Linked DNA regions of Mus musculus: region 1 is linked to region 2. A link is a contact called in ENCODE Hi-C or POLR2A ChIA-PET data. All regions are on one chromosome and are shown on one strand. The core of a region is the stretch at or near the end of the contact, and the rest is flanking DNA. Distances in the headings are between cores, read along the strand shown.

Region 1 (6,407 bases), core at 1,554-4,053, 67 kb after region 2:
CCCCCATCTGTGCCTTACAGTCTCCTTCCCAGAGAAACCTGCCCCGAGTTCTTCCCACATTCGATCCATCTTCCTTGGAGAGTCCTTTCTACTTGTATGACAGATGGCCTGAGGGACTTGTGAAGATGAGGATGCTGGTGCCTGGCCATTGCTGAAGAGACTCCATGTAGCAGCTGACACTTGCAACCCTGGGACTTTGGAAGCTGAGGTAACAAAAGCTTGTTGAGAGTTTGAGGCCAGCTTAAAAGGTGAGCCTATGGGCTGGGGCTGGAGAGATGGTTCAGTGGTTAGGAACACTTGTTCTCACAGAGAGCCCGAGTTGCTGAGTGTGTTGTTCCATGCCTTTAATCCCAGCATTCAGGATCCAAAAGTAGGTAGACCACATTCTCTGACAAAGTTTTATTATAAAACTGGTAACAAAATATGTCCTAAACACACAGTTGAATGGTCCACAGGTGTGGTCTAGATGCCCATGTCAGAGCTCTGGGCAGGCACACGTGTACTGGGACAAAGAAGTTTTCTGGTCCTAGGGTTTGGATTCTGAACACAGCCTCAAGAAAATTCTTAGCATGTTCTCTTCAGGAGGTGCACTCTGCTGGCTCTACCTTACTCCATCCTGATGATGATGATGATAATAACAAACAAAGACAACAATATATCAATAATATAATACTTATGCATATTATTATTAAGTAATCGTTTCTAAAATGTGGCTTGGACCACACCTGTCATCCAAGCACTCAAGAGCCTGAGGCCAGAAGATTGTTCGTGGACGTCCAGAGCTAGAGTAAGTTCCAGTAGCGCTGGGATACAGTGAGACTCCGTCTCGACAAAGCAAATCCACACAAAACTTTGGTGGTGATTAAAGAGCTGGACATCATAGCCGGCTTCTTCCAGCAGTCCTGACTCCTGGCACACCGCTGAGCCAACCACATTCAAATACTCAAAAGTAAACATTTGTTGAGTGAACTTATGAACAAACGGCGGCGTCAATCTTCCCGCCCTCATTACTGGTAGCCAGTGCCCGCCCGGCCTGTCACCCTCAGGCTAAAACCCCCGCAGGTGGCGCAACGGACAACCTAAGCCTCCTCGCTAGACCAACAAGGACTGCATTTCCCAGAAGACTCTGCGCGGGCCCACGACTCCCTGTGAGCTTCTCTTTCTCCAGGCTCTGGTTCTTCAGTCAGGGGGTCCGCTTTGCGTGCTCACTCCCCGGTCACTGCAATCCCATTCCCTGTACCTTTCTGAACTTCCATTCCACGATGATCCTGCCTCAGTTTCTCCAGTGAGCCCCCCGCGAGGCTTCCCCTCCTCCCCGTGCCCCCAGTGAGCCGTGCTGCGCGCGCAGCTCTGGTCCAGCCTCATTGAGGGGACGAGTCGCAGGTATTCCTGGACCATGGAGACATCCTCGCCGAGGGCGGCAGTCCGCGCTTCCGGGTGTGTCTGCAGTTCTGTGTGCCGCCGCGTAGGGTGGGACCCCGAGACTGCAGCCTGGCACGTGATGTGTGTGTGTGTGTGTGTCTTGTCTGATGTGTCGGTGTCCCTGACGGCCAGGTTCCAGCCTTACCTCTGCCTATCCCCTGTTCTGTGCATGGGGCAGGTGACTGCCCCTCTCTGTGCCTCAGTTTCCTTACCTATACATTGGGCATGAAAAAAGAACCTGTCTTGGGGGCTGTTGTAATGATTGGAAGGTAATACTGTAAATCTTGGGAAACGCCTGGCGCAGAGTAAATCCTGCCAAGAATAAATACATGAAATAAACTACGCTTATGCATCTTTTGTGCCCATGTGTGTTGATGTCTGTGGTGTGAGACTGCAGTGGATAAGGAGTCCTCATAATCACGTCTAAAGAGTGTGTCCATTCATGCTGTCTATTTAGGTAGGTGGTGTGCCTTTGTGTGTAATACGTGTGCACAGGGCATGTTTGTACCCGTTCTATATTTGTGTTTTTGCATAAGCTATGTAGCTCTGCATGTATGAACCGTGTGTTCCCGTGTGCATGTATGTGATATGCATTTGTCCCTGAAGGTGAGCAATGTGCAAACCCCGTGCCTGCATACATGCATGTGTTGTTTCTGTATGCTCCATATGTGACTGACAAGCCTGTGTCTGTGTGCATGCAACTGGCTTTACGTGTTTGAGTTAGTGATTTCTGTGTGTTCTTTGTTGCCTGTGTGGAATATCAGTTTATGACAGCATGCCTCCTCATGTCCCAAAGGGTCTGAATGGATCTTTGTGATACCTCCCTATGTTTGGAGCTCTGTGTTGTATGTGTGCGTGTGCGTGTGTGTTCATGTGATGCTGGGTATTCCTGTGTGGCTGGGTGAATCTGTACCAACCAGAGTCTGGACTGCCTATGCATTCTCAGTGTGGTCTGTCCCTGTGTCTTTGTGTGTGACGTGTCCTTGTCTCCGTTTGCTGATGGCTGTCCACCTTTGTATGAGAGGCGCTTGTGAAGGTTCCTGTGACATGTCTCAGCTGTGTGTGGGCTGCGTGGGCTTGCTATCTGCATCTTAGCATGTAGCACACGTGTGGGCACCAGTGTTGTGTCACAGTGGTGTCAGGGCCACGCACTGTGGACCCTGCCCCCCTCCAAGGGTCTGTTGGTCTCTGTCTGTCCCTCCTCCCCCTCCCTATTCTCCCCTCCCGCCTGGCAGCCAATGCAACCGGGAACCAGTTGCCATGACAACGCTCCCTCCTTCCTCCTCCCACCCTTCCTCTGACAGGCTCTCTGCTCCCCCAATCCCGATTGTCCTCGGGGGCGGGGCCCTCGTTCTCTCCCCCCCCCATCTTCCCCTCCCCCCTACCCCAGCAACCCCGGCTCCCCAGCTCCTCTCCTCCGTCCGCCTCTCCATCCCTTCATCCGTCTGTCCTTTCGAGGAGGGGGAGGGGGGTATCAGAACCAGTAAGCAACCCCTCCCTCCCCCTGTCCTGCATCTCCCGCCCCTCTCCTGGGCTGAGGGAGGCCAGGGTTGAGCGGGTCCCCATGGCTGGGGGCTGAGGGCCCGCCCCCCCTCCTCCCCAGCCGCCGATTCCTCCACCTCCCTTCCATCCTGGACAAGATGCCTGCACCCGGCGCACTCATCCTCCTGGCGGCCGTCTCCGCCTCCGGCTGCCTGGCGTCCCCAGCGCACCCGGGTGAGTATGTCCAGCCGTCCGCGGCCCGCGCCCCACCCCCACCGGGTCCGCCCGGCACCTGTGCGCAGTCCCTGGGGACCAACGGGTCTGCAGGGCCAGGGAGACCAGCCAGGGCGGGTGGGGAGTGGGCTGCGGGCCGAGTGCGTGCTTGTGAGCGTGCATGTGAGCTCATGTGCACGCGAGTGCACACGGGTGCGCGGGGAGATGGAAGGCCGCGGCCTTTGGGAAAGAGAGAGACCCTATTTCTAAGGGGAACACAGCTGAGGCTTTGCAGAGACCCCTCCCTCAGGTCTGAGGCTGAGGCTAGAGAACAAGTCTGTGTTCCCTGTGTCTTTAAAAGAAACAGTTCTCAGTCACCCTTCAGGCGTGGGGTGGGCAGTGCGTTCAGCTCGGGGCAAATATCTGCCAACAGCCTGCTATTGGGGGAATGATGGTCATGAAGCTGTCTATGGTAGCATATTGTAAATTCTCAGAGCTCCAGGCCTCACTATTGCTGGTCACTGGAATGTATCCGGGTTACGGGATGCGTTTGGGGTGGGGGGTGGGTCCCAGTTTGAAACGATAGGAGGGACCCCACCCCCAACCACCTGGGAAGACCTTAAACTACAACTCCCACAATACGTTAGACCACCTGGCTCCCCTGCCAAGGAGCCCCTGGATTCGGAGCATCATGGGGGTTGTAGTCCAAGACTAGCCTAGGATGGGAGGGGCATGAGTCCGGTAGCCAGTGTCTTGAAGCCCAGACCCCAGCCTAGCCTTATGCCCACAGATGGATTCGCTCTGAGCCGGGCCCCTTTGGCTCCGCCCTACGCTGTGGTCCTCATTTCCTGTTCGGGTCTGCTGGCCTTCATCTTTCTCCTCCTTACCTGTCTGTGTTGCAAACGGGGTGATGTTCGTTTCAAGGTGAGGTGCCCTAGGACTAACCTGGGAGAAAGACCCCAGGCAGCAAAGAGACTGGAGGTCCCAGAGCACTCCCAAGACCTACGGCTTTGGGATGCGCACACTAGCGGAAATTGGGCTGGGATTTGAGGGACAGGTCTGTGGACTGAAGGGAGGCAATTAGGGCAGGATGGCGGCATCTCAGCACCCTCCTCCCGATGCTCCCATTCTTCACCTCTCGTACCCCAGGAGTTTGAGAACCCGGAAGGGGAGGACTGCTCTGGGGAGTACACCCCCCCTGCGGAGGAGACCTCCTCCTCACAGTCGCTGCCTGATGTCTATATTCTGCCGCTGGCAGAGGTCTCACTGCCAATGCCTGCCCCGCAGCCTCCACACTCAGGTACTGCTCCTTCCACCCCAGAATCCTGCGATCCCAACACTGAGGGCTTCCTTTCGTGGCTCAGGGAGGGGAGAGGGCAGAATGCAGAGCCCTAGATTCGTGGAAGTAACTTACAGGGAAGCCACACACACCATCTTGTAGAAAATCCCAGATCGAGAGAATCCTGCAGGATGGCCCTGGTGCCATCAGCCTAGATCTTAACCTGGGAGCCAGCCTATAAGCGGACTGGAGCTAGGGTTGCCAAAGGGAAGGGCTGATTGGGCTCTGGATCTCATGGGCAGCCAATGAGGAGGCTGGACCCTGCCATGGAATGTTGGAGACAGCCAATAAAAGGAGACTGTTGTCTACTCTGACCTCAGACCCCTCCCACTGTGGTGGTGTGGGGCATCTTTGATAGGAGAACTCAGGGCCTCCCCTCCCGCCCCCTCCTCAGACATCAGCACCCCCCTGGGCCTGAGCCGCCAGCACCTCAGCTACCTGCAGGAGATTGGCAGCGGCTGGTTTGGGAAGGTGAGGGGCCTGGGTGGGAGGCAGAAGGGTTATCCATACATCTCTGGCATGTGCTCCTGTTCTGTGTCTACCCCCATTTGTCATCTGCTCTTGGCCTCCCCAGCCCCATGCCCTGCAGCCTGCCCCTCCCACTCCCACCCACTCCCACCCACCTACCCCCACATCTGTCGGTCAGCGCCTCCCTCCTCACTCCATTGACCACTCCGCCTCGCCACCCGGCTCTCCACGCGTCCGTCAGTCTGTCCATCCTTCCATCCGTCCCGCGTGCATCGGATTCTGGGCCTGTGAGTCTCTCACTCCGTGTCTGGTAGGGGACCAGGGAGGTGGGACATGAAGGGAAGGCCTGGAAGTGGTTGGGAGTTTGGGGTGTATGGAGCTGCCCCGGGGACGGGCTGGACACAGGTCAGCATTGATCCTAGCGCTCCTTGATCAGGTGATCCTCGGGGAGGTTTTCTCAGACTACTCGCCAGCCCAGGTGGTGGTGAAGGAACTCCGGGCTAGTGCCGGGCCCCTGGAACAGCGCAAGTTCATCTCCGAGGCTCAGCCCTACAGGTATGTCCGTGGACAGGGGTTCTAAAGACAGAATACCCGGTGAAGGACGTGATTAGTAGAGGGAACCCAGTGTGGTGTTAAACCAGGCTTCCAGTCTCAGATTTCTTCCTGGCTACGTGACTCTGGTGCTGGGATCGCCCTCCTGGAGTCTTGGGACTTCCCTAGAGAAAGCTAGAGACAGCGTGGGGAAGTGGGTCCAGGACTCTGAACCTGGTATCTTCATCCCAGCAGCAGTTAAGAGCAAGCGATCCCTGAGTCTGCCCCACCTGCCTTTCCCACTGTGAGGAAAGACCTGCCAGCCCCCTGCTGTAGGTGTGCATTCTTACCACACATCCATTGTGCTTGAAGGTAGTGAGCTTCCAGTCATAGGAAGTACGTGTGGCTCCTGCATCGAGACACAAACTTTAGAGTCTGGCTCAGCATTTTCCCAAGACCTGCCATGGTTCCTCAGTGCTCCCAGGGCTCGGCCTCAGGTCCCTATAGCCCACAGGCCCCGGGCACAGTCTAACACTATAATCTTCTTGCTTCTGTCCCTCTGACCTCAGTTTCCTAGCCCTTCCCTCTAGCCCCCACACATACCGCAGTTGCCTTCCTGCCCTAAGGCTTTCGTTGCTGCTTCTCCCTCTTTTACCTGCTCTCTCTAATGTTGAACTGGGGGGGGGGGGCTCATGTTCCCTTTAGTTTTAGCTCAAAGAGGCCTGCCCTTGTCCCAGGTTAGGAGGACCTTCCACAGGCATGGTGAATTTTACCTTCATCTGTACTCAGAATGCTGAGGCAGGAGGATTGTAAGGTTGAGACCAGCCTGGGCTACAGAAGGAAGCCCTGTCTCAAAAGGGGTGTGTGTGTGTGTGTGTGTGTGTGTGTGTGTGTGTGTGTGTGTGTGCTGGAGTCTTATTTTGCCTTACTATTTACTTATTGTCTGTCTTTC
Region 2 (6,628 bases), core at 3,443-5,942:
GCCCAGCGCTGGGCCTCTGCACGATTCTCCTCATAAGTGGTGGCCCCATCCGCCCGGAAGGTCCGCGTAGCTCTGCGCCGGCCCCCTCGACGGCCACGTGGGTAGGTGTAGATGCAGAAGTAGGCTGCAGTGTCCTCGGGGCTACGGCTCTGCAGGGTGCCACAGCCCGAGACCTCATCCAGAGAGACTAGACCATCTCGGGGCCGGGCTTCTGGCTTTGGGCGTAGTCGCTGTATGTGTAGGGCTTGTGTTGTGAGGGTGAGGGCAAACCGTGGGCCGTTGGCCGGGTAGGAACCAAACTCGCCGTGCAGGATTGGAGTGCTGGCAGCCACTGGCAGTAGTGGTGGTGGGGCCATGACCCTGGTTCAGTCCCAAGCACTCCTAGGCTCTTGGCTTGTGGTCAGCTCCTGGACCAGCCTCTGTGGGGAAGAAGGAAGACTGTGGTCAGAACCCAGGTTCCCCTGGTACGTGGGAGACAGGAGAGACGTGTGAAAAGGAGACGGAGTGTAGGAAAAGAGTACCTTAGAGTCAGAAATGCATAGATTGGGGGGGGGTGAGATGCCTGTGTGCAGGTATGAAATTATTCAGGACTCTGTTGCAACAACTAGTTAATAAATACTCCCTGAAGGTCAGGCATAGTGGTGCATACAGGCAGAACTAGGAAATCAAAAACACAGGTTTGAGGCCAGCCGGGGGATATCTTGTTTCAAAACAACAACAAAACCCATGCCAATCAGAAGAAAGAGAAAGCAAGCAACCTGTCAGACTAGAGGGCAAACAAAGGCTTAAGGGAGAAAGACACTGGATGACAGAGGCAGGAGGAAAATAGGCTGAGAGGGAAGACACTGTCCCCTCCCACACACCGAGTCACTGCCGGGTGGAGAGAGGAGAACCACATAGACACACAAAGAAGAAAGGGACAGCTCTGAAAAGCAGAGACACTGAACAAGCACCAGCTTTGGAGGTACAGGCTGATAAATACTTGAAGCCGGGCAGTGGTGGCTCACGCCTTTAATCCAGGCACTAAGGAGGTAGAAGCAGGCGATTTCTGTGGACTGGAGGGCAGCCTAGTGTACAGAGTTGAGTTCAGGACAGCCAGGACTGTGCAGATAAACCCTATGGGGACCTGGGGAGGGGGAACTTAAAAGTTTCTCTCTCCAGTGAAGAAAACCTGTTGCTTTCCTGCCTGTTACAGAAGGGAAAGAAGATGACACACAGGTCTGAGGGGGAGCCACCTGTGGGAGCCCAAGACAGTGACCACCAGCTTGTCTGACTGGAAGCACTAACCTGGGTGTCTGGCCGAGTTTCCTCCAGGAAGAGGGTGAGCCAGGACTGAGCCCCTTCTTGGTCCGGCTCGTCAGAAGGTTCCAACCTTCTAACTGCTCACCTTTGGGCAGTTCAACCCAGTTGCCTGACTAGTTTGTCACCTTTCTCAGTCTTGCAGCAGCCTGGGACACGCCCCCATGAATATTCTCCCTCAGGATCTACCTCTGCCCGCTGCTCTGGGCCACTCCTTTAATGCCCATGTATCAGCCCCACCCTTAAAACCTGTAGGGACCGGTCTGAGGCCCTCAAATCAGACACTAGCACAGAGCTTATGAATGCTCCATTCTAGGCTGGGTCTCCGTCTCCCAGGACCCCAGATCTTGGCTCCACCCACAGGCTCCCGGCCCACCACCGATTGTCCCCGGTCTCCCCAGCCGGTACAACCACTCCAGGGCCGCAACGCAGGACCAGATCTGAGTCTCTATCCCGGGGCCAGACCTGGTTGCCGTTCCCAGATTTCTCCCAGTACTTCGCACCAGGCCTGAGTGTCCGCCCCTCTGGGGTCACCCCCAAACCCCGCAACCTGCGTGCACGCTGCGTCGTCCGGCAGCCCCTCCGGAGTCTGCACTACCGCCCCCAGCTAGGGGTGGGGGAAGGGTGTGCGTCCGTCCAGCCAATGGCTGCCCCGAATCCGAGCCGCACCAATGAGAGGACAGGGGGGCGGAGGCATCCGCCTTCATAACTACGCGCCGGGGCTAGGCGGCGGTCGACGGAAATCGGGCGGGGCTCCAGCCGAGCTAGGCAGCTCCCATTATAAGTGAGGGCACACTGGCAGCAGATGAAAGGACGTGGTCGAATGCAAAGCTTATCCCGCCATCTTTGTTGAGGTCAAAACAAGCCCTTCCCAACAGAGTCAATAAAAAGGGGTGTGGAGGAGTTCCTCAACCAACTCTCCAACGTTGGTAACAGAGATAGAAACTGAGATGAGTGTGATGGTGTCCTGTAATCTTAAAAACTAGGGAGGCTGAGGCACAAGCATCAGGAAGTGCTAGAGCTGCCTCTGCTCTTAGAGCCAGTCGCGTGACACCTTGTGTCAAACAAACCCCAGAAAATGATCGACACAGGTGGAGACCATTCTGGAATGAACCAGGCTCGGGAGGCTCATGGACTTACAAACTGATTTGGACGACAGCCTTCCTGGAGGAAGAATGAGATTAACATCCCAGGAAACCACCATGTGACAAGACAGCCCCAGAAAGCAGCATAGGTAAGGGAAAGCATTGGAAACCCAGAGCTGGGAAGGAACTGAGGGCCAGGAAAAAAAGAGGTGGACAGAGACAGGCAAGGAAAGGGCGGCAGGAGACACAATCGGGTGTATGGGTGTGTGCGCACAAACACTGGTGTCTAAATGTACCTCTCACACGCTGGTCTAAATGTACCTCTCACACGCTGGACAAAGCGTGCTCACACTAACCTACACTCTGTTAAGGCAGGGACAAAACTTCTTAGGCAAAAAATAAGAGGAGGAGGGAGTCTGCTTATTGCCAAATACCCCTTGCATCGCATCCACAGCAGCATTCGCCCCAGATAACATGCCAAGAGGTGGAGCTCAGGGAGATGCAGAACCCGGGATACAGCCAGAGCGCCGCGAAAACCCTGACCAAAGAGGCTGAAACGGGAACAGGAAAGGGGAAACGCTAACTCACCCAAACTGAGTGACCTCGCCCTGCGGAGCCCTCAGAAGCCCAGCTGAGAGAAAAGGACTGCTCACCCTGCCCCCAGGGGAAGTCTGGGGCCAGCGGCAGAAGGGCCCTGACAGACATTATCACCCCTGGTATGACAACCACAGACTTCAGACCAGTGCTTCTCAACATTCACGATGCTGGGACCCTTTAATATAGTTCCTTATGTTGTGGTGATCCCCAAACATTTCATTGCTATAACTGTAATTTTGCTACTGTTACAAACTGTAAATATGTGGTATACAGGATAGCTGATATACGACCCTGTGAAAGGGCCCAGACCCACAGGTTGAGAACCTATTCTGTAGCTAGAGCCTTACCTGGTTCCATTGCCCCTTGGATTTAGGTGTCCAGTGGGCACCCAGGCCTCTGCTGTCACAGCAGGGCTTGAGCCCCAAACTGGAGGCCATGTATGTATAGGCGGTTTTCGTAAAGAGTCTTGCTAACTCCCTGTGCAGGGCCAGGTTGGGGTTCTGAAGAGGAGGGCACATTGCAGGCTCAGTATCCCAGAGCCTGCTTCTCTCATCCAGCTGGCCTGTCTTGTACTACCCAAGTTCAGGTACTCCATACCAAAAGAGTGAAGACACTTTCAGGGAAGACACCCTAAAAGGGAGTCTTTTTCATCACTCTCTTTTTCCAAACAAGGAAAAAAAAGCAAAACAGAAAATCACTTACCCAAGATCACAACTTTAAATGGCAGAGCCAGGCCAAGTGTTGAAAGACGGTGATCCCAGCTACTTCGGAGGCTGAAGCAGGAAGAGTGAGTCAAAGCCAGCTGGGGCAACTTTGTGAAACCTTGACTTAAGGGGCGGGGGGGGGGGTGAGTGGGGGACAGAGCTGGCACTAGAACTAGCTTACTAAATGGTGAGGTGCCAACTGTTCAGTTTTGTATCTTTGTCTCTCCTTCTGCCCGGGGTTCCCTCACCATTTTTCCTTCTCACCCTCGGGCCTCCACACCTCCAACCACCGTCATGGTCTCTATTTCAGTCTCTCTGGAGCTTGTTATCTACCCGCTTTCCAAACCGGGAGTTCTGCGTGCCTTCTCTGCACATCAATATGTACATCGAAAATGTTGGGCCAGTTCAACCAGTCTGGTTTAGGAAGGGGGAAAAAAAAAAGGGCTGTCCCTAAGGACGAAAACAAAGGAGAGATCCGAGAAGAGGTCATCTTTAAGGGCAGGGGGAAAAGCTCAACACAAAATATTAAATAATAATAATAATAAGGTATTATGGGTTGAATAGCAGCAAGAAAGTCTCGGGTGAGAGATCTAGTAGGATTTCCTGAACTTCAGTTCTGTTTAGTAAGTTGAGCATAAGGAAAAGGCAGCCGAGAATTTAAGGAAGTGTGAGATGAGCTTTTTCTTCAGGGCGGGATAAGCCTCACCTCCGACACACAGCCCACCGGGTCCTCCGCGAGCCACCGAGAAGCGGTCGGCGTGCGGCCAGAGAGTCACCACGCGACTCGTCCAGCAAGCTCCGATCATGTCTCTGATTCTCCGGTCCCTTTACCCCTGGAGAGTGTTAGAGCAGGGACGGGGAAAGGCCAGAGAGGCTCCGGGTCCCAGCCCTTTCCTCAGGCTGACTTCTCTTTGGTTCTGGAAGCCTCGGTTTACTCGGTCCTCCCACATACCATCGAGAAACCCAAATTGTGGTAGAGCTCCGCGTCGCGCTCATGTGACGTCACCCGTGCACCACAGAGACGCCAGTTCCGGATAGAGTGTCCCGCATTGCGTCACGAGTGCGTCTCGCAGGCCGCTCTTTCCCCGCCCACTCCGGCGCGGTTCCGTCTTTCCGGACCTGGCCGAGCAGGAGGCGCCATCATGGTAAGCTCGCTGAGCGGTCTCCCCGAGTGGCCCATCCGCTGCCATCCTCAGCAAGTCCCGCTCGTAGCGCGACGGAGGGGTGCAGGCGGTGCCAAGGGGAACTGCGGGACAGGCTAGGGCCTTCGATCAGAACTTGCCGGAGCCGGTGGCCGGTCCCGGGAGCCTCCCGAGGCTCGTCGTCTTCCTTACAAAGTTTGGCTCCATGAGCCAGGCTGATTGCAGCTCCCAGTGAGTCCAGTCCGGCCTCGAGCCCACGGCCGCTCCCTCGCACCAATCTTTCGAGTGCTGCGTTTCCAAGCGGGACCGCTGCTCCCAGTGTCCCTGTTTCTTAACTTGCCATTGGGAAGTTGAGTGCTACGATGAGCGGAGCCACTACACGTTGCCGGGTTTGGGGACAAGCGTACGTCAGTCCTTCCCGGAACACTGCTCCTAGTGTGTTTGGTGTGTAGTAATCCTGTCCCTGCCTTGTATGTTGGGAAGACGTTTATGAAGAGCCTTGAAGGTGCAATGAAACCGCTGTTAGTATCAGTAACTACTTCAGGATGCTAACAGCTTGGAAAACGAGTGGGGGATAAAATTAACCCGAGCACTTGGTCTTTCTAGGGTTGATTTGAAGGACGTAGTGTAAGGCTTTGTCACAAACACGTCTCCACGTCTAGAATGTACTGTTGGCTTCTTTTTGACTGTTTTTCAGATTGGGAGCTAGTTTTGAGAACATAAATAAAAGCTAACATCTTTACAGGGATCTGAACTCTCATCCATACTGGGCCCAGAACCAGGGCCTTCACATGCTAAGCAAGAGCTGAGCTCTAAGGGACTCTGAGCCAGCAGCCGCTTGTCTTGTGCAGCTCAGTTTTTACACCGAGACAGTGTTTCAATGAGTTTCTGGACTCTGGGAGGAATGGTCCCAAGCCGAGACAAAAACATCACTTGTGTGTGTTAAGTGAACTTGTCAGGGGTGGGACATGTCTTCTTCCTCTAGTTTGAATCCTTTGAGGTTTGAATTGTCGACTAAGTAGCCTAAAAGTTACAGGTACGAACAGGTATAGATATCATCAAAGATATAGGGCAGTGGTTCTGACAATTGGCTCTATGGTGGTTCACCTCCCTCAGGGTGTTGACATTCGCCACAACAAGGACCGAAAGGTTCGGCGCAAGGAGCCCAAGAGCCAGGACATCTACCTGCGGCTGCTTGTCAAGGTAAGCCCGGGGTGCTACGCCATCTTACAGCTCCCAAAGTGAGTGGGGTGGGGAGAGGGGGGAGCCTGGACACAGTGCCCCAACCCCCCACATCACCAGGAGTTGAGCGGGATGGGAGAGCTGTGGAAGGGTCCTGGCTTGGGGGTGGCGCAGGCAGTCCCATGCTCAATCTTTTCCTTTCCCTTGCAGCTGTACAGGTTTCTGGCCAGACGGACCAACTCCACCTTCAATCAGGTTGTGCTGAAGAGGTTGTTCATGAGCCGAACCAACCGGCCACCTCTGTCCCTGTCCCGCATGGTTAGTAGTCAGCCAGAGGGCGCTTCACATGTTTGGGGGCGGTGGGGTAAGGCCAGCAGAGGATGCGGGCCTCTGTGCTTTGGTCTTTTTCTACCTGGGGATTTCTCTGACCTGGGTCACTTCTGGGGTTGGAAAGAAAGATTTCAACAATCAGTCATAGCTGGCAAGCTCTTGGGGCCCTGTCACTGGGGGGAGGTCGGCCTCAGCCAGTGGAGGTCTTGGCTGTTTGGTCTTCCCGGTGACAGCTTGGCACAGAAAGACTTAACATGCTTGCCCCCATCAGATCCGAAAGATGAAGCTT

The links. Hi-C counts contacts between places; a loop is a spot of excess contacts on that map. ChIA-PET counts read pairs that join two places held with the same protein, here RNA polymerase II (POLR2A).
Region 1: POLR2A ChIA-PET joins it to region 2 with 10 read pairs in Patski. The contact joins the promoter of Lmtk3 here to the promoter of Sphk2 in region 2. A Hi-C loop is called at or near these places in 1 of 37 maps with a recorded cell type or tissue (left cerebral cortex). POLR2A ChIA-PET finds 5 or more read pairs at or near these places in 3 of 5 experiments (Patski and embryonic stem cell).

Annotation. Positions count from the first base shown.
Region 1 is chr7:45,782,544-45,788,950 of GRCm38, forward strand. Lmtk3 (lemur tyrosine kinase 3) reads left to right here and starts at 2,804. Exons shown (of 15, transcript NM_001290990.2): 1 at 2,804-3,138; 2 at 3,908-4,041; 3 at 4,267-4,417; 4 at 4,851-4,927; 5 at 5,361-5,479. The coding sequence starts at 3,063. Gm5897 (predicted gene 5897) reads right to left here and starts at 1,924. Exons shown (of 2, transcript NR_153811.1): 1 at 726-1,924; 2 at 389-616.
Region 2 is chr7:45,713,310-45,719,937 of GRCm38, forward strand. Sphk2 (sphingosine kinase 2) reads right to left here and starts at 4,693. Exons shown (of 7, transcript NM_203280.3): 1 at 4,392-4,693; 2 at 3,684-3,754; 3 at 1-419. The coding sequence starts at 356. It overlaps Rpl18 (ribosomal protein L18), which reads left to right and starts at 4,762. Exons shown (of 6, transcript NM_009077.2): 1 at 4,762-4,830; 2 at 5,944-6,030; 3 at 6,220-6,327; 4 at 6,611-6,628. The coding sequence starts at 4,828.